Linked DNA regions of Homo sapiens: region 1 is linked to region 2. The links are chromatin loops, found by intact Hi-C in ENCODE. Cell type or tissue: GM12878. All regions are shown on one strand. Each heading gives the region's core, and the rest is flanking DNA. Links, peaks and the distances in the headings are about the cores only. Region 1 overlaps KCNMB4 (potassium calcium-activated channel subfamily M regulatory beta subunit 4). Region 2 overlaps PTPRB (protein tyrosine phosphatase receptor type B).

What was found. Hi-C counts contacts between places; a loop is a spot of excess contacts. Peaks named below come from ENCODE experiments on the same cell type or tissue, not always from the same donor. Only the 100,000 strongest peaks of a DNase experiment are listed, where the experiment ranks them.
Region 1: a loop joins it to region 2, with 2.7 times the contacts of the local background. A loop is called at or near these places in 6 of 110 quality-filtered maps.

The regions. Positions count from the first base shown.
Region 1 is chr12:70,397,775-70,406,117 of GRCh38, reverse strand. It overlaps KCNMB4 (potassium calcium-activated channel subfamily M regulatory beta subunit 4), which reads right to left. Exons shown (of 3, transcript NM_014505.6): 2 at 5,782-5,909. Among named protein-coding and RNA genes, the nearest start is that of KCNMB4, 36 kb to the right of the region's middle. RefSeq lists a silencer at 4,283-4,483. In GM12878, for the core only: a CTCF peak has its summit at 3,335 (motif pointing left); no DNase peak of the experiment used is centred there.
Region 2 is chr12:70,573,172-70,581,514 of GRCh38, reverse strand. It overlaps PTPRB (protein tyrosine phosphatase receptor type B), which reads left to right. Exons shown (of 34, transcript NM_001109754.4): 10 at 213-479; 11 at 4,870-5,133. Among named protein-coding and RNA genes, the nearest start is that of PTPRB, 60 kb to the left of the region's middle. In GM12878, for the core only: a CTCF peak has its summit at 4,299 (motif pointing right); a DNase peak (open chromatin) is centred at 4,357.

The DNA of each region.
Region 1 (8,343 bases), core at 25-8,024, 180 kb after region 2:
CTGATAACTACCACCATTCCACTTTTTTAATCTATGAATTTGACTATTTTAGATACTTCATATAAGTGGAATCATACAGTATTTGCCTTTTTGTGTCTGGCTTCTTTCACTTGGTATAATGTCCTCCAGGTTCATCCATGTCGTCACATGTTGCAGAGTTTCCTTCTTTTCAAAGGCTGAACACTTCCATTGTATGTACATACCATATTTTCTTTCTATTTCTTTTCGAGATCGGATCTCGCTATGTGGCCCAGGCTGGACTCCTGGCCCCAAGCAATCCTCCCGCCTCAGCCTCCCCTAGCTGAGACCCCAGGTATCACCATTGCGCCTGGCTTCACATATTCTTTATCCATTCATCTGCTGATGGACATTTAGGTTGTTTCCACATCTTGGCTATTGTGAATACTGCTGTGGTAAAAGGAGGAGTGCTCTTCAGGATCTTGAAGAGTCAAGATCCTGATTTCAAGTCTTTTGGAGAAATACCCAGGAGTGGGATTGCTGGATCATACAGTAGTTCTACTTTTAATTTTTTGAGGAACATCCATACTGTCTTCCATAGCAGCTGCATCCTTTTGCATTCCCACCAACGGTATGCAAGGGTTCCAATTTGTCCGTATCCTCACCAATACCTGTCTTTTGTTTTTTTGTTAATAGTCATTCTGAGAGGCGTGAGGTGACATTACATTGTGGCTTTGATTTGCATTTCTCTGATGATTAGTGAGGTTCAGCAATGTTTCATATACCTGTCAGCCATTTAGATGTCTATTTTTGAGAAATATCTATTTAAGCCCTTAGCCTTTTTTTAAATCAGATTATTAGTTTCTTTTACTATTGAGTTGTAGGAGTTCCTTATGTATTCAGGGGATTAACTCTTTAGCAGATATATAGTTTGCAAATATCTTCTCCTATTCTGTAGGTTGCCTTTTCACTCTGTTGAGTGTTTTCTTTGCTATTTAGTATGATGTAGTCCATGGCAAACTTCTTGAATGAGTAGTCTGTACTTATCAAAGGCTGTACCTAAATTATCTTCTTCTTGACTAACTTCTTCTCCTTAAAATACTCTCCTTTTAAGACGTTCTTATTTGATTTTCCTTTCACCCTCTGGCCACTCTTCCTTCATCTCCTTCTGCCTATAACTTAAATGTAGATGATCCTAAGATTCTGTCAACATTTCCCTCCTCACTCTAAATGTTCACAATATGCACTCTTTGTCTTCGCTTCAACTACAGCTTGTGCGCCATGATTCCCACATCTGAATAGCACTGCTTCTGACCTCTTGCTCCTCAACTTAAAAGTCTGTGTTTCTAACTCTTTCAAAGCATCTTCTGGATATTTTAAGAATCTCTCAAATTCAGCATACTCAGAGCTAGACTGTCCTTTTCTAACACTCAGTCAAGTTTGACACCTTTTTCCTTATCACTTACATTGTCATTAAGTTCTGTTGATTCTAACTAAAAAATCTTACTGCTATAATCCTTGTTGCTACTTTCACCACCACTATTCTCGTTTATGCCCTCAAAGTCTCTTACGAGGACCAGCAGATAGTCGATGGGAACTTTGGGAATCAGACTAACTGGATTCCAGTTTTTGCACTTAACAGTTGTGTGCACTGGAGAAGTTATTTAACTTTTTAAATATGCAATTTATTCATATGTTAAATGGGGCTAGTATTTAGAGATTTAGTAATCTAAACAAAATGTCATTCACAATGGCAGGCACACAGTAACCATTCAAAAATGTTTTTCACTCAGTACTCTCCTTTCTTTCTGCCTTTAACCCATCTTTCCCAGCCAGTATACATTCAACATTCACACCAGTTACTTTCTAACTCAAAAGGTCTACTCATGTCAGTCTTCAATTAAAAAAAAAAAACTTTTGACAAATTTTTATTGCCTATATGACAAAGAATCTCTTTAGTTTGACACTAATGACCCATTAGAAATCTAACCCCAAGCTACCTTTCTAGCTTACAAACTCATTACTCCATATTACATAACTTATTTACCTAAGGTATCTTACATTGTCAAGCCTTAATTTCTTTATTGTTGCCACCTCAATGTTCAGTCTTCCCCCTTCTATTTCTAGCTGATGTAATCATATTTATATGTGCATATGCATATGCTTTCAGCAATAAGTCCTAATTCCTTGGAAGCAAAGAACCCTCCTTTTAATTTGACACATTGCATTCACTTATTCATTCACTCACCAAATATTTATTACCTGAAACCCAGACATTGTGCTAGATATTAGAGATACATAAACAAAGAAGACTGGCCCATACCCTTAACAAGTGTGCAGCCTGGTGAGGAAAATGGGCATACAAACAATTCCAGTAATGGGTGAAAAGTGAAAGGGCAGAACAGTGACTGTAGTTTCTGGTTATAGATTAGAATCCCTAGCATCGATTTTACAAAATGCTAATGCCCGGTTTCAACCACCAAAGATTCTAATTAATTGGTCTGTGGTAAATTTTCTTTTTTTAAAGTTCCTCTAGCTGGGCACAGAGGCTCCCGCCTGTAATCCCAGTACTTCAAGATGGGAGGATCGCCTGAGGTCAGGAGTTCAAGACCAGCCTGGCTAACATGGTGAAACCCCGTTTCTACTAAATAATACAAAAATTAGCTGGGCATGGTGGCATGCACCTGTAATCCCAGCTACTTGGGAGGCTGAGGCAGGAGAATCACTTGAACCTGAGAGGCAGAGGTTGCAGTGAGCCAAGATCGTGCCACTGCACTCCAGCCTGAGTGACAGAGCGAGACTCCTACTCAAACAAAACAAAAAGAAAATAAAATAAAAAGCTCCTCTGGCCTAGTTATGTGAAGCAACCCTTGCAAGCTCCTGGGAGAGAGTTGTAAATAGAAGCCTATGGAATATTATGACTCAGAAACATTTCCTGAAAAAATAAAATAAAATAAAATAAAATAAAATAAAATAAAAGACGATGACTATGGAATATGGGAGACAACCTTTTCATTGGCATTTTTGGTTGTTCCACAACACCTTGTTCCCTTTCTTCTTCCTTCCCAAATCTACTCAGGGGTATACCCCGTCTCCAAGTGACTTAAGAGATGTAACACTAGCCCCAAGTCAGGGGTTGATTCTGATTGTTCTTTCTTGTGATTGGTTTAGGTGTGGGCAAAGGAACTCACTGTGAACAAGGATACATGAAGGGAGGTTGCCTGTGGGAAGATGGGAAAAGTTTTCCAAATCCCAAGAAAAATGCATCAAGAAAGACAGGCTCTTTCTCTCTTTGGACACTGCTGCATCTGGCTGGGACATCTGGAACTGAAGCAACTATATTATAACTGTGAAAAGAGCCACCTTGAGGCCAGATTTGAAAAGGAGCTGGGTTTTGGTAACACTATTAAGTCATTGCATCAAACAACCCTGACATCCGTCCACCTGTGCATTTCTCCTTCATTTTCATTTTTTTCTTTCTTCCTTTTTTTTTTTTTTTTTTTTTGAGGCAGGGTCTCATTTTGTCACCCAGGCTAAAGTGCAGTGGTGTGATCATGGCTCATTGCAGCCTCAACCTCCCAAGGCTTAGTAGGACCCAAGCGATCCTCCCATGTTAGCTTCCTGAGTAGCTGGGACTACAGGTGCACATCATCATGCCTGGCTAATTTTTAAAATTTTTTGTAGAGACAGGGTCTCCCTACGCTGCCCAGGCTGGCCTTGAACTCCTGGGCTCAAGTGATCCTCCCGCCTCAGTCTTCCACGGTGTTGGGATTACAGGCGTGAACCACCATGCCTGGCCTTGCATTTCTTGATGTATAAAATAATACATTTCCTAATTTCTTTATGATGCTTTGAGTCAAAATTCTGATTACCTGCAACACATCACATCTCAACTGATACAGAACTAAATCAAAATTGGGGATCAAGGAAGGCACCCCAGAGAAGGTGATATCTGAGGAATTTCCAGTATGGCCGCCAAGAAGCAGGAAAAGCAAATAAAAAGGCATACATATAAAAGTATAAAATATTCTGGGAAGTGCACATAGTTCAGAATGGCTATTGCAAAGAGTTTGAGCAAGGAAATGAGGTTGGAGAAGTGACAGTCTGGGACAAGATCTTGAGAAGCCTTGTATCCTGTGGTAGATTAAATGTGGTGACAAATGTTTTGCAGCTCCTCCTATCAAGAGGCAAAGCCTACTCCAGAACCTCATGAATACGGCTGGCTTCATGACTTGCTTTGACCAATAGAAGGTGTCAGAAGTGATATTATTCAAATTCCAGAGCCGAGGCCTACCTCTCTTGAAATGCTATCTGAGGCTGCCACGTTGTAAGGAAGGCAATCTAGCCTACTGAAGAATGAGAGGCCAGGTGGTGGGGATACTGAGGCGCCCCAGCTGACAGCCAGCACTGACTGCTGGGCATGTGAGGGAGGAGGCCATCTTGAACCATGCAGCTATTTCAGCCATCATCCGACTACAAATGAGCACAGCCAACCCACAGAATCATAAAAAAAAAAAAAAAAAGTGTCATTGCTGTAGTAAGCCACTACGTTTAGGGTGGTTTGTTATGCAGCAATAGGTATCTGACATAGGCCATGCCAAGATGTTTGAGCTTTATTCTGAAAACTATGCAGAGTAACCTGATTAGACTCATGTGTTAGAAAGATTACCTTGGCAGTACTATGGAGAGTGGCTTGGAGTGGGTCCACGGTGGAGGCGGAAGACTTGTTACAAGACTATTGCGTTAATGGAGCTGAGAAATCTGGATGTAAACTAAGACAGTGATAGTGGGGAGGCAGAGAAGAGTCATGATACAGGTAAAAATCAACATGATGTGTTGGACACAGTGGCTCACGCCTGTAATTTCAGCACTTTGGGAGGCTGAGGCAGGCAGATCACTTGAGGTCAGGAGTTAGATACCAGCCTGGTCAACATGGTGAAACCCTGTCTCTACTAAAAATACACGAATTAGCCAGCTGTGGTGGTGTGTGCCTGTAGTCCCAGCTACTCGGGAGGCTGAGGCACAAGAATCACTTGGACCTGGGAGGTGCAGGCTGCAGTGAGCCAAGATCTCGTCACTGCACTCCAGCCTGGGTGACAGAGTGAGACTCTGTCTAAAAACAAACAAAAATACATGATGGTGACATAGGTTACAAAGTACAAAGGAGAAAAATGAACTAAGCATTACTCAAAGGTTTCTGGATTTGGTAAATGAGTGAATGGTCATGCCATTTTCTAAGACAGAGATTATGGGAGCAAGTGAAGGTTTGCGGTAACCCTGGAACATCCAAGTGGAGATGTACAGCAAGGAATTGTGAATACTCAATAAATGTTTGATGAATAAATTACTGATTAATCTGAGTGGGTACCAAAGTGCCCTAGTCCAAGGAACCATCTTTACATGGTTTATATGGTATAAACTGAGTACTAAGTCAAGTAAGGTTTTAATGGTGTGAACTCACGTTATTGACGCTTCATCAGAATAGAAAGGAAAAGGAAAGGTAAGATTCGATGCAGTCTAAAAGTGCTGGCAAATCTGCACATTGCTTAGCTTATGTGCATCAATCTGCAATTCTTAGGAAATGCAAAGTAATGTTCCTACCTAAAGTCACTATCATTTTGTAGTATATTCACAGGGTAAGGTGTACAACACAAGTCTTTTTCTCTGTCCTGCAGATTCATTATATGGGTTTCCCTAATTACACGCAAAGAAGAGTTGAGGCTATCTCCATGCTGTCAAGTGGGCATAATCTACGATATAACAGTGTAATAAGCTGCAGAGTCTACAAACAATTTTAACACGCACATGCAAATATTGACTTACCTTTGATGTTGATTAAAATAGCAAGTAAATGGCTGGGAACCAATCTCATCTTTCCAGTACTGTTGCCAATTCATGACACTTTCCAAATTCTTCTGATTTTCTCTCTTACAGGGAGGGATATAGGAGCACTAACAAAATAGAATACAGAAAGTAAACCTATTATTTTATGGAACATTGAGATACAGTCTTTTTTTATAGAAAGATGGCATTATAAAGACAGTAAATCTAATTTAGGCCTCCCTAATTTTTAAATACAACCAAATTGAAATTACTAAACTATATTCCAAATTTCCAATTTGGCACAAGGACAGAAAGTATTCCAAATACAAAAACACAGCAAAAAATAAACTTCAGTCATTATGGTGTAAGGGTATTTTATAAACTATTAGTTACCATGTAATAGCAAATTAAAAGCATAATATACTCTCTCTTTTGGTGACCTGTCCGTCAACAGAGGGAGGCATAAAAAAGTTTATTTTTATCCCCAATTGCTATCTATGAACCTTGGCATTTCTGTCTTCTACCTGTAACTAATAAATTCAAGCACATAGCTCTTCTCAGGATACTGCTCCTAACTGCTGAAACCCAAGTTTTCTTTTCGTACATTCTCTTGGACAACAAAATCAGTGGAAAATTTCCTTTCAAATACATAATCAGTGTATTTTGCTAACTGATGTCTTTTCCTAGCCATGCCTCTGACAAAGTAGTTCTCTTAAAGGAGCTCTATTATCGTAAGCAATATAGATTAAGCAGAATCAGACAACTGTTCTTAAGTCCAGATGTTAAAATGAACTCTCGGCATTCTAATCCATTTTCTGCAATTCAGCTTTTTACAACGATGACGAAGATGATGCCAGTTTCTATTTATTGAGTGTTTGCAATACAGCAGACGCAAATGCTTAACAGGACTTAACTTGTGTACTTTTTACAACCCTATAACAATTTCCATTTTATAGATGCAGACATTGAGATTTTCGTCAGCTCTACAACCACAACTAGATTCTGGTGGTCTTACCACATTCTACTCTTAGGTGTTCTACCAAGGTATCTGATATTAAGGAGCAGGGAAAAACCAAACCAACACAACATAGAGTTTTATAGTATAATTTCAGTCACATTGTTTAATTTACAGCATACAATTATTCAACACCTTCTCACTATTTTCTGGTAAAACTGAAATGTTTTAGCATGATGCACAAAGCTCTTTGTGATCTGGTCCCTGCCTGTCTTCACCCTCATTTAATTCTGGGATGCAGCCATATGGATGTACTTGCTCTCCAAATCTGCCACGTGCTGTCAACCTACTTGCTTGGCACAGGCTGTTCTCTCTCCTTTTAATGCCCTTTGTTCCTAAATCTCCTTTATTTTAAGCTTCAAGTTTGGTGTTACCTACTTGAGGGAGCCTTCTTTTTCTTCTACCACAGTTAAGTGCCCCTCATTTGTGCTGCCATGGGACTCACGCCACGTGATATCACAGCTGGAAACACACAGTATCATACTTGCCTGTTTTATGTCAGCCTTCCCAATTTGCTGGCGAGGTGAGAACAAGACCTGTTTTCTGTCTTTTCTATATTTTCACACTTATGACTATGTCTGCTAATGGTGAAACTGCAAAAATGTTGGTTGAATTCGTTAATGATAACACGGATACATTTTTATTCAAGATGATGACATTATTTTCACAGTGTTTAAACTTTTAAAAAATATAGACATTATAAATTTTAGTAAATTTGGTTGTCTATTATATACAATACATTCACAACATGTTATGCAAATGTTATTTTAATGATTGAATCACTGAATGTTTATCTTCTGCACATATAGTTCTACATCTATTAATAACAATAATACGAAGCTAAAAATGTCTGTGAAATTATGGATTCTGAGTTCTTCCAAAGCAGCAGTTGGGTTTGGAAGCAATGGAGACCATTAGATAGGGCTCCAGTCCTATTGTCTATTAGGTGTTAGGCCTTGGGTAAATTACTTCCCTTTTCTGGACTTCATTTTTTCAAATATGCAAAATCTCCAAAATAATTTCTAGCTCTACATTTCTATGATTCTATTCTTGGAGGTACACCAAGAAAGAACCCAGCAGAAGGCAGGACTACAAACACTGTCACAGTATTTTTCCCAGAAGAGATCCTGCCCACTGGGGAGATGGCTGGGAACCCTGACTAAGCCAGTATTCCAGCCAGCAAAGAGGAGGAGTGTGGTAGGTCCTTCCTTAGGGGCCAGCACTTTGCATTAGAAAAATGTTCACAAGAGAACCATGATTTTCTTATTGCTTACTTTCTCTAAGGTGTTGGATATTTTGTTTCCTTCTATTAAAATATATATTTTTCTACATTATAGTCAATTAGTTTATAAAGTGTGAGCAAGTGCCAATTTATTGTGCTCTTCTACGAAGGAGAAATTTCCCAATTTGGAGGTAGAAGCTGTGAAGTGTGAAGGCCTAAAAATTCATCAGAGCCCTTTTTGCAATGGGTAAATACTTGACACAAGAGATATACTAAGTGCGTTAGGAAAGAACAATTCATAACCACATGTAATCAAAACAGATTT
Region 2 (8,343 bases), core at 232-8,231:
TTCCCTATATAAGCAGCTTTTTCAAAGTACTAGAGCCTCTCTAGAGGAGTAGTTCTCCATATGCCACAGGAAATAGAACTGAGAGTCTATAGCAACAACACAAAAATTATTTTTAGTACTTTCAAGTCTGTCTCCATTTTTTGACTCATTTTTCTTACACTTTCTTAAGGTGACTAAGTGTCATTTGTTTTTTCTTCTGTCTACTGTTTTAGTGCCTGCCCAAGTGACTGACTTGCATGTGGCCAACCAAGGAATGACCAGTAGTCTGTTTACTAACTGGACCCAGGCACAAGGAGACGTAGAATTTTACCAAGTCTTACTGATCCATGAAAATGTGGTCATTAAAAATGAAAGCATCTCCAGTGAGACCAGCAGATACAGCTTCCACTCTCTCAAGTCCGGCAGCCTGTACTCCGTGGTGGTAACAACAGTGAGTGGAGGGATCTCTTCCCGACAAGTGGTTGTGGAGGGAAGAACAGGTAAGAAGTAGAGATATGTGTCTGTGACTTAACTAAGATCTGAGTACATGAGACCCCTAATCAGAATATTATAGAAATATCCTAAAATCAGACTCATCCCTGGCCTTTACAAAAGCTAAGTTTCACAAAAGCTAGCCATCCAGAAGGTATATGGAATGGAAATTGGGCGATGGGTGATGGCAAGAGAGAATAAATTCTGATTTTTTTTTTTTTTTTTGAGACGGAATTTCGCTCTGGTTGCTCAGGCTGGAGTGCGATGGCGTGATCTCGGCTCACCGCAACCTCCGCCTCCTGGGTTCAGCAATTCTCCTGCCTCAGTCTCCCGAGTAGCTGGGATTACAGGCGTGTGCCACCACGCCCTGCTAACTTTGTATTTTTAGTAGAGACAGGGTTTCTCCACGTTGGTCAGGCTGCTCTCGAACTCCTGACCTCAGGTGATCCACCCGCCTCGGCCTCCCAAAGTTCTGGGATTACAGGCGTGAGCCACCACTCCTGGCTGAATATTTTAACATCTCCAATGAACATGTAAGAACTCCTCACTCGATGTCTAGACTTATCCCCCTATTCAGTTGATTTCCTTTGAAATGTTTATGTTCCAGTTAAGGTAAACAATAATGGATAAAAAACAAAACAAACCTCCCAAAGAAAGCATCTTTCACTCTTATATATTCTTGGTTTGCAAGACATAAAAAGAAAATGATCTCCAATTAATATGGTTAGAGGTGGAGTTGATCTAATTTTCAGGTCTCATATATTTTCATAAGCAACGTTAAACAAGTGCTTAATATGCTATCTAAACAATTTTTCTTGACCTTAATAGCTCCCTGTTAGAAAGCTAAGTAAACAAATAAGTGTCATTATGGTCATGTATGTCAGGGAGCCATGGCACCGAGGAAGAAATTACATAGAATTTTCTATGTAATACAATGAAAGAACATAAAAAATTAATATATATGATATATAAAATGTATGTTCATTTCTTAGAAAAAAATTACATAAACCCAATAGAAGCTTTGATAATTATTAGTGGGACCTTGTCTACTTAATTTTATATAATTATTTTAAGTTGGATTTCAGGCTTCTCCTTCTGCATCCTCAACACTCAAATTCTGTTTATCAGCTGCAGGCATCATAGATGCATCTCTTTCCAAAATCATGAATCTCATCTACTTAATGAACCCAGAGGACATTAACTTCATTAACTCTCCCAGAAGAACAATGAAGTCACTGAGAAGATGTTTCATAGTCTTGGTAGAAATTCACTGGTGTATGCCCATTTCCCTCATTCTATGACAGCTGACATTGTCACTTGCATGTTTCTTTTTTTTTTTTTTTTTTTTGAGATGGAGTCTCATTTTGTCGCCAGGCTGGAGTGCAGTGGCACGATCTTGGCTCACTGCAACCTCCGACTCCCTGGTTCAAGCGATTCTCCTGTCTCAGTCTCCCGAGTAGCTGGGATTACAGGCACGCACCACCACGCCCAGCTAATTTTTGTACTTTTAGTAGAAACAGGGTTTCAGCTTGTTGGCCAGGATGGTCTCGATCTCCTGACCTCGTGATCTGCCTGCCTCGGCCTCCCAAAGGGCTGGGATCACAGGTGTGAGCCACTGCGCCCGGCCTGTCACCTGCATCTTTCTCCCTGATATTTTCTTTCCTTTCTTTTAATGGTTCTTGGCACCATCCATTGGTGTAGCATACTTGGGGGTAGGTAGCTGAAAAGCTTAGCATGGAAATCAGGAGGCCTAGGTTTTGGTCCTAGCTCTGCCATTAACTTATTTCCCTAAGCTTCTGTGTTTTAATCCACACACAATAATTCACTCCTACCCTGGGTGTCAGAATAGGGAAGGAGAAATAATAAAGCTGAGGAGAGGAGTGGAGGACGACCTTGCATTCATTTCCCAGTGATTTGCAGTTGTATCAGTCACATTAGACTGATTTAATTCATGCTTAGACACTGTATAATGTGGGTGTTCATGATTGGATGCCTCTATTGGTTGGGATACAGTCTCCTACTATCAGTGGCTCTTCTTTGCTGTAGGTCCTCAGAGCTCTCCCCATTTCTCCAGAGAATGGAGGTTGGGGAGGGGTACAACTCATCAGACTTGGGAGTAGGCATTTCACTTCCACCCACATTCCACTGGCCAGAACTCAGTTACATGGCTACATCTGACTGCCTGGGAGCCTGAGAAATGCAGTCTAGCTGTGTGTCAAGAGGAAAAGGAAATGGTCGGGGAACCATATTCTGCCACACAGGTTGATTCTCATTTTATATACCACAAGGATTGTCCAACTTATTGTGAGCTACTAAAATAGTCTAGTCTGTGCTATCTCTTGAAATAACTGTGTACTTTAAGTAAGTGGGACTTAAAATTATTTTTATTTTTTAATTTATATTTTTATTTATATTTTAATTAGAATAAAGGTACAAGTATTTGACCCATATTATATAATAGAAGCATTCAAAAAAGGGAAAAAGGGACAAGAAATTATTTGAAGAATGGTCATAAAGTTTTGAGGAGAGAATCAAATATGAATAAATTGAGCACGAGTTATTTTACTCAAACATATGAAGAGTGCACATTATCACGATAAAGGGGAAAATGGGAGACTCCTGTAAAGCACAATAATAGGGATTTTGAAAGGTGCCTCTTTTAGTAAATTTTGTACACAGTCAATTGTAAAGAATTCAGTGGGTAAGGCCTTGATAATCCTTATCATCTCCTCAAATTGCTGAAACATTAGTCAATATTGAAATAATTTTGAAAGGTATTCTTATATTTCACCTGTTTCCACTGAGTTGAAACATATAAATAAACCCTCCCAGCCCAGATAAGATGGCAGAATATTTAAAATTAAAGATATTAGATATACTTAACAAATCTAATTCTAATCTGGGAAAATGCTCATCCTAAAGCAAAAACAAATTTTGTATCTATTTTTTCTTAAACATGTGAATCATATTTCTGTGAAAACTTTTGATAATTGTGTCTTTTCTAATAAAATGTTAGTAGTTGCAAATATTTCCAGCAGTTTTTAAAAACAAGCATAATGAGTTGCTTTTGAGAGCAACTAAAGGATGTATAGATGGTTGGATGGCAGAAGAAAGGAAGGAAAGAAAGCAAAAAGGAAGAAAAGAAGGAAAGAAAAGGAAGGAAGAGATGTACCAATATATAAATCTTCTGGCTAAAAAGTTCAACTTTATATCTAGGAAATGTCCATATATGTGGATCAACATTACCAGAGTTGTTCACTAGAATGCAGTTTATAATTTTTAGTGATGGATAAGTGCTTTTAAGTATAAGGTATGCTTTGGGGCTTAATTCACAAAGTCCGAACATATTACATTAGAAGGATTCTCAGAAGTCATCTAGCCAAATCCTGTCCATTATAAGTGATGTACTGATATTGACAATCATATGAAACTGTTAAGTTAATCAACTAATGATTAAAACAGTAGTGTAGTTCATATATACTGTAATATTTTAACCCTATATTCATTTATGGCAGTACTATTTAATGGGCACCTATTTCTGATATGTGGTTCAACTTTTACTCAATACTGCAATTACTAATTTGCTGACTATACCTCCAACCAGAGAACTTCTTGAAGACATTCATGCGTTTTTCATTTTTGTATACCTGGCAAATAGTAGGTTCTCAGTAAACGTTTGTGACACTAATCCCCAATTCATATAAGCAAATGATTATAGTTGACATCAGAAAACCCATTATCGCCATAACAGTTCTCTCTGCCCTTGGTTGGTCCAGCTTCCAGACTTCTTACTTCCAAGATAGGTTTTTAGGCTTATTTCTTACCACTAGAGGGCAGGAAATGCCTTGCAAAGGGAAAACGGTCCCTCTGGTTGTGTTAGCTATTACTTCCCAGGAATGAATAACTTCATCACAAAAAAATTGAAGCTATCCCAGTTTAAGGTCTTTAGAAAAGCTATCGTATTCTTCCCCTTTCCACTCAAACATTTTTGCTTTATTGGTAAGTTTGGTTCAAGTTGATTCATTTAGATTGTTGAAATATTTGTTCCCTTTCTTACAGGGAACCTTCTAAAACATTGTATAAGGATGTCTCCACTTGAAATGCTTTACAAACAGCAACCCCATAAAAATGCAGTAGTGGCATCCTTGTATTTACGAGGCATCCCAAAGGCCTCCGGACATTTTTATTTTGATTAGTTTTCTGATGTAAGAACACTCAGCTTCTGGAAGCTGAGTGAAATCCTCACGCTTCCTTGACCTCTTATATAATCAGATTAGATCTCCTGAGTGAGTCCACGGTTTGTGCTGACTGCAATAGACGACTCAAACTTTTGACTGTGTCTTTCTTTTTGAATCCCCCTTCCCCCCCCCCCCCGCCCCCCACCTTTCAAAATCACAGTCCCTTCCAGTGTGAGTGGAGTAACGGTGAACAATTCCGGTCGTAATGACTACCTCAGCGTTTCCTGGCTGCTGGCGCCCGGAGATGTGGATAACTATGAGGTAACATTGTCTCATGACGGCAAGGTGGTTCAGTCCCTTGTCATTGCCAAGTCTGTCAGAGAATGTTCCTTCAGCTCCCTCACCCCAGGCCGCCTCTACACCGTGACCATAACTACAAGGAGTGGCAAGTATGAAAATCACTCCTTCAGCCAAGAGCGGACAGGTAAGGCTGTATGAAGGTTCAGGGCTCCGTAAGAACCAATTCACATGTGGCTCAGGGCACCACAGAGCTGTAGCAATTCTGTAATGATGGGATGAAAGGCCCTTGAGATCACAAAACTGTTATGAAGTCTTCGTATTTTAACCCAAGAAACTCCTTATGTGAGCAGACCCTGTGTGACTAGAATTTATATTATATTCAAATAGTGAAAAAAGTGTTCCCGTTTATGGAGTACTTTTTGGTTGCTAGGGCCTGGCTTTATATATCTTAACTATAACTAACCCTTATGAACTCCTTATTGAGGTAGTCATTGTTATTATTCCCATTTTACAGATCAGGAAACCAAGGTTCAGGGAGGTCAAGTAACTCGCCCAACTGTTTACCTTGTTAAACAGCCAGTGTGTTTCAGATCCTGGTTTTAAACCCAGTTCTGAATGACTCCAGTGCCTACAAAGCTCTCCATCCTAAAATCCATCCTGAAATGTCTGTTGGTCAAAACCACTATTCATCCTTTTTCACACAAGGTGAAAATGTGAACCTTTATGGTTCTGGGACTAGGGAGCAAAAATCTTAGCAAAGGAAATGAATGTTCAGTCCAATGTGCTGGAAAGAATTAAATTTAAATAGCTACCATTTTCCCAATATATTTATGCTTTCTGGGGTTTATACCTGAGATTTCTGCTTAAGGTTGGCATCAATACATTGTCAAATGTTTCCTACTAAGCTATGGGTTGATTTCTGTATTTTAAAATGTCAGTTTTTCCATGAGGTTCTGAGACAATTGTCCTTATCCTGTTACCTAGCGCAGGACCTGGGGCTTAGTAGGCACTCAGTAAATACTTGGCAAAGGAATAATCAGAAATCACTTAGATCAGGGGTCCCACCTGGGAGTCCATGGTTCATGGGAGACTTTAGGAATGTAGTAACCCCTGAAATTGTTTATGAGGTTGCTGGGGATAGGAAAGGTATATGCATTTCTTTGAGAAGAAACAGTCCATGGCTTTTATCAGATTCTTATGGTTTCTGTGACCTCCAAAAAGCTAAGAACCTCTGATTTATATTGTTACAGGATGCTGACATTGAAGGGGTCCTTAGAATGATCTAATCCTGTTTCCTCATTTGGATATAAAGGAAGTCCCAGAGAAGGAGTGTGGCTTCTCCAGGGTTGCAGGGCTGACTGGTAGTGGAGTTCAGTCTAGCTCCAGTGCTGTCCATTCCATCATGCTGTATCCGAGAGCACTAGTCAGGGATATAAAGAGATTATCCCTACCCTTGAATAATTTGAAGCCCAATTACACTGACAATCACAATAATGACTTAGATCTGAAAAGCAGATTTCTATTTACAAAGCAGTCTTATGTCAGGGTCTCATATTGATCAACTTGGAGCCTAAAAATCACCAGAAATTAAAGGATGTGTTACCTAACTACCAACCCCTTGCTTCCTACCAATGTCAATTCATGATGATTTCCTATCCGTATGACTTTAATATTGCCAAGTCTTTTGCTGAGATTGTTTTAAAATGCAAGAAAGTGATTCTTTATTCAGTGCATCCTCTTGACTCCTTGACCGGCATGAACTTGGACTTGGTACACGACTAATGGAGGCAAATCATTGCCCCTGACAAATCAGTTTAACTGGAGGGTCATGTCTGAGTTGTTCTCTTGATGATTTTGGCTGATTATCTTAATGCCCTTTTCCATTTCTGATGCTCTTGTTCTACATTTTGGGTGAAAATACCAATATTTCTAATTCTGTATCACATCATCTCACTGTGTAGCAAGGCAGGTCTCCACAAATTACCCCGTTCCACCTGGAGAGCTCCTTATTGACTTAACGTGATATTCAGCCAGGTTTTTCTTCCTGTAATAGTTGCTTTGCCTTTAGCAAATTGCCTGGATCATTGACCTTTCTTAGCCCATGCATAAAATGCCACTTCATAATTTCCTCTCCTTAACTCTGTGATGACTGTATTCTAACAACACTGTAATTGGTTTTAGGTAAATATCTTGGAGAAAGCATATCTGTCCTTGCTCCATATCTGTGGTGAGCTATATTCCAAACACTAATCAGTAAACACAAGGCAACAAAGGATGCTAATGCAACTTGCAGGTGTGAGAAAATGGAGCTTCCATGCCAAAATACTGAAATTTCTGGATCATTTCATGATTTGAGAAAAAGTAGAGGTGAAAAATTGGACACAGCCTTGGCATGTGGTCAGATCAGAAACCCCTAATATATACCAAATACAGAGGACATGCTAGTATTAGGACAAGAGTTTAGTACCCTGGATCCGAGTTCATGCCTCTTTTCAATGCTCCTCCTCATTAATATGTATAATGTCCAGTTACCGTGAAATAGTAATGAATCTGTGGCCTACTGTTGAATTAAAATTCAGCCCCAAATGGAAAAATGAAATCTCCTTAATATCATGCTCTAAATACAGAATTGCCTTATTCCACAGTGTTCCTAAGTAACATGCATATATTTATTTACTGGTTGGGGAGGGGACCACAGATATACAGAATGGTTTCGTTCATATATTAGAAAGAACCTCACATGCACAAAATTGTATTAATCATAATTCTTGGTTCAAGAAACCATGCATCCCCAGCACTTTGGGAGGCCGAGGCGGGAGAATCATGAGGTCAGGAGTTTGAGACCAGCCTGGCCAACATGGTGAAATCCCATCTCTACTAAAAATACAAAAAATTAGCTAGGTGTAGTGGCAGGCACCTGTAATCCCAGCTACTTGGGAGGCTGAGGCAGGAGAATCGCTTGAACCAGAAGGCAGAGGTTCCAGTGAGCCAAGATCGCACCACTGCACTCCAGCCCGGGCAAGAGAGTGAGATTCTGTCTCAAAAAAAAAAAAAAAAAAAGAAAAGAAAAGAAAAAAGAAACCATGCATCAACTGCCACCTTTACTTTTTAGGCATCTAGTTAGTAATTTTTGATAATTTAACATGTACACAAGAAACCAACCAGTACCTAAAATAAAAGCTAGGACCTTGACAATAACCTACATCAAAGTATGTGGTCCCCACCTCGTGAATTCACTCAAAGGTAGCCAACATCTTGACTCCTATGTTCACCTCTCCCTTGCTTTCCATCTTGCATAGTTTTATTGCATTTATATACAGGCCTAAAATTATGGGTTTCAAAATTTTTTGTTGTTTTTAACATTATTTAAAAAGGTATTTTTAATGTAGTATTT